Regions from separate parts of the Homo sapiens genome. Here region 1 is linked to region 2. Evidence: chromatin contacts called from ENCODE Hi-C or POLR2A ChIA-PET data. All regions are on one chromosome and are shown on one strand. The core of a region is the stretch at or near the end of the contact, and the rest is flanking DNA. Distances in the headings are between cores, read along the strand shown. Region 1 has its middle 130 kb from the start of ESR1. Region 2 overlaps SYNE1 (spectrin repeat containing nuclear envelope protein 1).

Region 1 (3,462 bases), core at 420-2,919, 580 kb after region 2:
ACCTGGGAATATGGCTTACTCCACCTACATCCAAGGTGGTAGTTCACACAGGGCCTGGTGAATATATGTGCTTTTTTTTTTTTTTTTGATCAAATGAATCTCCATTTAAATTGAGGGGGCAGGAAGTCCTGTTCCTCTCCAATCCACATCCCTCTATCATCCCCAATATCCAAAGAGACCTGCATTCACCTTGCTCTCCAAGCAACAGAAACAGCAGACTCTGACCATTTACAGGGCTACTGAGCAGCCTCAGTCCCCAAGTACACCCACCTGGGCTTGTAAACCTCCCTCTACAATACCAAAATCTGTACTGGAAAGGACATGTCCCCAAGTCCCAATACCGTCAAAGTATTTGAAATAGGAACAAGAAGTAAAAGATAAAACATAGAAAACAAAGAACAAAACTAGATAATGACATCGGAGACAGTACATATTTAAGCAGCCCAGTATTGACATAAGGAAGATAAGAGGATAAGACCAAAGAGCAGGCATTTGGATCACTAGGTCACCATAAGTACAAAATATGCTTCACCCGGATAGTAATATGAGTCTAATTTTCTGTCATCATTTAGAAAATGAATGCATTTAACATCATTTTCCTCACAACTAAATTTTGGCTCAGTACTGTATGTTCATATTTCTATTTCATAAAATTTTTGTAGGCTCTCCTGGTTTTCTTACCCCATTCTGCATCACAAACATCCACATGGGGGGTCCCCAGGGGATTTGGAATCCCCTGAAATCATATCCAAACATTTAGGTACATAAGAATATGTGCATTTTTCTGAAGGAAGAGTCTGAAAACTTCATCAAATTCTTAAGGAAACCTAAACAAGATTCAGAATCAAAGGAATGGGTTTACCACTGCAAATGGAATGTCTAATAACTCTTCCACGTATACTATTCTGATATTTTTCACAATTTGTAAATATTGCCTATTAGTTTTCCTTTTCAAATTAGCCCCCTTTTACCAAATTCATGAAAGTTTACAAGCTGCACCTTTCTTCTAAAATAAATTGGGATAGTCATTTCTCATTTTTGAAATTTTACTTGTAAAACTCCAAAGAGATCTTGATTTTCAAAACTTTAGGTCTACTCAGCAATTATCAAGTTGTGCTGTGAACCAGCTCCCGGCAGCTCAGAATAAGAAACACATGAAACTCCCTCCAGGGAGATCCAATTCTGTCCTTCCCTTTATACCAAAAAAAACTTCCTACAGGAGGAAACGAAAGATGGGAAAGCCAACCTGAGCACCTGGAATAGCATCAGCCTCTACCGTGCAATTCAATGGTGCCATTTATTTTTCTCATATAGGAAAGCAAAGGAAATAGAGTGAAAACAAAGGTGCACACAGATTAAACAACAGGCTATGAAAACAGTGACTTGGGCATGGGAAAATAATCAAACACTCCATGTGAAAATCAAAAAACCTGTGCTAGGAAATAAAAGGTTGAATACTAAAGCATCCGATAAACAGTTTTCCTACGGGGACTCAGACAGCTGATAGGCCTGTGAGTGTTTGTAACTCCAGATGTTTTAACTTTTCAGTTTCTCCGCGCCCTGTGTGGTGATTCTGCACTTAGGAGATTTATTTAAACTGCAGCCACCGGAGACTGCCAGCTGCAAGCGACCCCAGCACCTCGTGGTGAGCAGGTCTTCCGGAATCACTACAACTGTCGCAGGTGGGGCCTTGTTTGCTACTTGTTGAGACGTTTAAAAGACATTTTGGCAGAAAGCACCGCCTCCCCCACCCCAAGCTGGACCCCGCGTCCAGCTGTGGGCCACCACTAAACCCACAAAGCGACCGGATCCCTTGGAAGCGGCGGCCTGGAGGAAGCAGCCTGTCCCGAAGAATCTGTGCATTATTTATTCAGGCAAAGAGGATATTCATTTCAACCAGGACGGGAAATGTTCGATTATGTAACATTGGGGACGAAGAGAATGAGGCTTTTTTTTATTTTTTCTTTTTCCTGGAGAAAAGTGTTGCGAAATAGTCCAAGAACAGCTTCCAGTTTCCACAGTCCCTGTGCTTCCAGAGGCTTCTAAATGACAAGATCAAGGCGCCTGAGAAGCTAGAGAATTGACGAGCACGGGACCCTCAACAGCTCCCCCTGAGCCTCCCCCACCCCTCAGCACCGCCGTCCCCTCCTGCCATCAGGAGCGTGGAAAGCTCTTGCTGTCGCTTTCATCAGTCATCTCAGAGTCTCCTCGGTCCAATCGTCCTGAGGCATTTTCCCCACCTGTTCACACTCCAGCGCAACCCCAGAAACAATCGTTATTTCTATGGTCTACTGCACAGAGCCAGCCAGAAATATAATTAAGAATCATTCACAGGGATGTGCAAACAAGACTGGGCTTGACCAACACATCAAAATTTCAGAAGACGAGCTGGGGACCAGAGAGGTAGGTTCACAGAAGAATAAGTGAAGGTCCAAACCAAGGCCCCAACTGGTTGACTGAGCAGGAACAAGGACGTGCCCGGCAGCCATCCCAGGCAGCTGGCAGGGCTCTGAGTGGGCAGAACAGGTAAGGAGGCCAAGCAGCAGGCCAGGAGAGCCTCAAGTCCTCCCAGAGACGGGGCGTCTACCCCTGGGAGACAAGGACACCAAGCCAGGACTTCATCCCAGTGGAGCAAGGCAAACCCAGCGACTCGAACAGGATTTCAGGGGTTAAGGAGGAGACCGGTTCATTTTTTTTCATCCAATAATTATCTCCTGAGCACCTACCATGTGCCAGGCATTGTTGTAGGTGTTAGGAACATAGCTGTAAACAAAAGAGACAAAGATCCCTGACCTCCTGAAGCTTATATTCTAGTGGAACAAGGGAGGAGGCCAACTATTACGGACTGAAAGATTTGTGTCCCCCCAAAATCCATATGCTGAAATCCAAACCCCCAATATGATGGCGACAGGAAGTGGGGCCTTTGGAAGGTGATTAGGTTGTGAGGTCAGGGCCTTGTGATGGGATTAGTGCTCTCATAAAAGAAACAAAAGAGCTCTTTGATCTCTTTCTGCTACATGAGGACACAGGGAGAAGGTGGCCATCTGGCCGGGCATGGTGGCTCACGACCCCCCAGCATTTTGGGAGGTCGAGGTAGGTGGATCACTTGAGGTCAGGAGTTCAAGACCAGCCTGGCCAACATGGCAAAACCCCGTCTCTACTAAAAATATAAAAATTAGCTGGGCGTGGTGGTGTGCACCTGTAGTCCCAGCTACTCGGGAGGCTGAGGCAGGAGACTCACTTGAACCTGGAAGGTGGAGATTGCAATGAGTCGAGATGGCACCACTGCATTCCAGCCTGGGTGACAGAGCGAGACTCCAACTCAAAAAAAAAAAAAAAAAGAGAAAAGAAAAAAAGCAAGGTGGCTGTCTGCACCTGGAAGAGGCCCTCACCAGAACCAGACCATGCTGGCACCCTGATCTCAGATTTCCACCCTCCAGAACTGTGGGAAATAAATGTCTG
Region 2 (3,238 bases), core at 324-2,823:
CTACCTTCTCAGGTCCTGTCCTATCTCTCCATGTCCTATACTTCCTTCCCAGGCCCTGTTACTATACCTCCATGCCCTGTACTACCTTCGCAGTTCCTGTATGATCATTCCCGTGTCCTGTACTACCTTCCCAGGTCCTGTACTATCCCTCCATGCCCTGTACTACCTTCCCAGGTCCTGTACGATCCTTCCTCTGTCCTGTACTACCTTTCCAGGCCCTGTACTATTTCTCTGTGTCCTGTTGTACCCTCCTGTGTCCTGCACCGCCCTCCTGTGTCCTGTGTTTTCTCTGGACTCATAATCGTAACTCTCCCTAGACTAACACATTTTTAAGGTTTTGAACTAACTTTTCTGCTATTTGCCAAAGGATACTAGTCTGTAATCGTGCTATAATTTTTTATTCCAAATGTTACAATTATTTTTATTCAATGCATTTTTAAGTATCCCTTCTGCACATGGTTCAGTTTATCAATGAGTAGGAATATAGTTGCTTTATGATTGGCCTAAACATTTTTGTTATTTTTAAAGTGTAAGCTAATAACTAAGGTAATCTTATTTCATTTGAGAAGCCAGGTCTGGTACACACAATAAGTTACCTGTCTTATCACTTTTTTGTGCACATTGTAAACTTAGATTATTTATTCTTCTAATAGCGAAAAACCTGATGTGTTATCCCAGGAGTTGGGGATGGAAGGGGAGAAATCATCCGCTGAAGACCAGATGAGAATGAAATGGGAAAGCCTACATCAAGAATTTAGTACCAAGCAGAAACTACTACAGAATGTTCTGGAACAGGAACAAGAGCAAGTGGTATCAAATATTTTACATTATATATTAACTAATATAAAAGATGTAGAGTTTATGCTGAGGGATTATAACTGTGCAATCAACTTAATTTTCATGATCAATTTCAAACTAAGACATGACACCAATTTTTCACTCTACATTTTTCTTAACAAGTCTATTTCACATTTCCCTTCATAATTATATATTTATATGTGAAAATTTATTTGATTTATAGACAATATTTTTCCTCAGAGATGATTAATATCTGATTCCTTATTAGCCTAAACCATTACATTTTAAGTGCCCTCTTTTTGTGTGTGTTTTGCAAACTTGAAAAAGTAAGGATGGAAATCAAGGATATGCACATCTAGGACAGAAGGATTTCCACAAATCTGGAACTCAATTGTGAGGCCATCTTATTTTCCATTGCCACTTCCAGTATTTAATAATTTCAGGAGATCTTAATGAGAAACATATTGGGACGTTGGTGGGTCTAGGGCAGGGAAGTGAAGCCAGTGGTCAGCTGGAATAGTTATGGACCCATCTGCAAGGCTGGTTCCTGGGAGGGATACTGTGTGCTGTCGGGCTTGGTTCCACCAGGCATGCCAAATCCAAGGGAATTGAAGACAGCAACAGATGGTTCCAGATAATGGCTATTACTTCACTCTAAGCAGAAGCCAGGGAACAACTGGAAGTCAGAGGACTTAGAAAGTTAGAGGGCAAATGAGGGAGTCAGGAACACAAGCCAGCCTGGGATGCCTACCACAGCTGTGGCCCAGAGGAATTCTTCAGATACAAGACTAGTCCTTTGTCCTGGGCTAGCAGCGTCCATCTAGGCTCATTCCAAGTCAGCAGTATTATCGGAGTGAATTCTAAAACCTTTCCTGTTGCTCTGCGGAAGCTGCTGTTTCTCTGCTCTGGCCAGAACTAGCTTAGGGGCTGGGAGAGGCTAAACCAGAAGCAAAGGGTGTCAATAACTGTAGTGAATTGGAGGAGGGAAACGCTGGAGCTGAGAAAGTAGGCATTAGAAAGCAGGCGCAACCTGCCAGAGTTAAATGGAAGGAGATGGTCTAAAGCAGGGCTTCCCAACCCCCAGGCTGCAGACAGGTATGGGTCCGTGGCCTGTTAGGAACTGGACCTCACAGCAAGAGGTGAGCGGCAGGCAGGTGAGCATTACTGCCTGAGCTCTGCTTCCTGGTTAGAACAGTAGCAGCACTAGATGCTCATAGGAATGTGAACCCTATTGTGAACTATGCTTGTGAGTGATCTAGGTTGCATGCTTCTATTATGAATTTAATGCCTGATGATCTGAGGTGGAACAGTTTCATTCTAAAACCGTCTCTCCCACCCCCGAGAAACCAACCCCTGGTGCCAAAAAGGTTGGGGATCGCTGGTCTGAAGGTCATAAGGTGTCCTGTCATCTGTGGATAGCCACACATACGTCTCTCCAGAGCCACGCTTTCTATTCTGTTTTTATAAAAGCACATGCTTTTGTGAATTTTCTGCCCCCTCACTTTCCCTCTCTGGCCAGGAGGCTTCTTTACCTCTGTCTGCAGAAATAGCCACCAGCTCTGCCCTGGGAAACTTAAAGCACTGTATTCCTGGAAGCAGGTGTCCCAGAATCGTATCCACCCTGGCAAATGGTGCCCTATACTTTTTGCGTGGACCTCCTCCCTGTATTTTAATTCATCCTTCCTCAAATCCCTGATAAAATGTCCTCCAGACTCATAGCTCAAATTCCTTGTTCCTGATACGGATCTTCTGGACTTGACTGCTAGCTCTCCCTTCATATTCTAGTATCCCTCCAATCCTTTGAATAGGAGAGGTATGTACAGTTCTGAATCAGGGACTGCAGTCTTTTCTGACTATCTTAAGTTAGAGAAATCTACGATATTTCTAGATTCTGTGCTTGCGTATTATTCTCCATTCATAAAGCACCTGTGTGATTCGTCCGGCATCTGCAGACCTCCTGGAGGTCTCATCCATTACCCGCTTTCATCTTCAAGAGCTGCTTTTGCTCTCAGTTGGAGCCGACACTCCAGCGTCCTCCATGCTGTGCTTACTGAACAAACCTTGCCCTGCTGCCACTGACATTCCACAATACCTGGACTGTTCAAATTTAGGTTCATGTTGTGCCTCCCTTGCCTTTGGATTAGAAATAAAAGCATTGAATGTTCTTTTTTTAATGACATTTTTGCATTTGAGTGCTTTGTTTCAGCAATCGCTGGTCATTTGTACAAAGTGCCTCATAGGTTGTTTTCCTCTCTGTGGTGTGAAAAGGTGAAGGAAAAGAGAGGGAAGAAGCAATTTAGCTGTCAGTTTCCAGGCAGAAAGGAGTGATCATATAATGAGCACATTTTAAGTTCTAGGTGTTAACATCGCTAACAACGTTGTGGTGAGGTCAATATTATCTCTACTTTGTAGACCTGGAAACTGAGGCTTAGAGAGGGTC

Evidence for each region. Hi-C counts contacts between places; a loop is a spot of excess contacts on that map. ChIA-PET counts read pairs that join two places held with the same protein, here RNA polymerase II (POLR2A). Pooled maps may share reads with other maps.
Region 1: a map of natural killer cell shows a loop between it and region 2 (6-fold over the local background). The contact joins two enhancer-like sites. A Hi-C loop is called at or near these places in 45 of 168 maps with a recorded cell type or tissue (A673, B cell, CD4-positive, alpha-beta T cell and 34 more), 37 of 37 single-sample maps with no recorded cell type and 43 of 50 pooled maps. POLR2A ChIA-PET finds 5 or more read pairs at or near these places in 2 of 52 experiments (CD4-positive, alpha-beta T cell and RWPE1).

What each region holds. Positions count from the first base shown.
Region 1 is chr6:151,680,084-151,683,545 of GRCh38, reverse strand. It overlaps a transcript of ESR1 not described here. Among named protein-coding and RNA genes, the nearest start is that of ESR1, 130 kb to the left of the region's middle. Within about 2 kb of position 1,669, at least 7 of the 41 ENCODE cell types and tissues checked have a DNase peak (open chromatin) inside an H3K27ac peak, as active enhancers do; they include gastrocnemius medialis and heart right ventricle, where a contact is called at or near this core.
Region 2 is chr6:152,259,604-152,262,841 of GRCh38, reverse strand. It overlaps SYNE1 (spectrin repeat containing nuclear envelope protein 1), which reads left to right. Exons shown (of 146, transcript NM_182961.4): 101 at 654-810. Among named protein-coding and RNA genes, the nearest start is that of SYNE1-AS1, 120 kb to the left of the region's middle. Within about 2 kb of position 1,573, at least 5 of the 41 ENCODE cell types and tissues checked have a DNase peak (open chromatin) inside an H3K27ac peak, as active enhancers do; they include gastrocnemius medialis and heart right ventricle, where a contact is called at or near this core.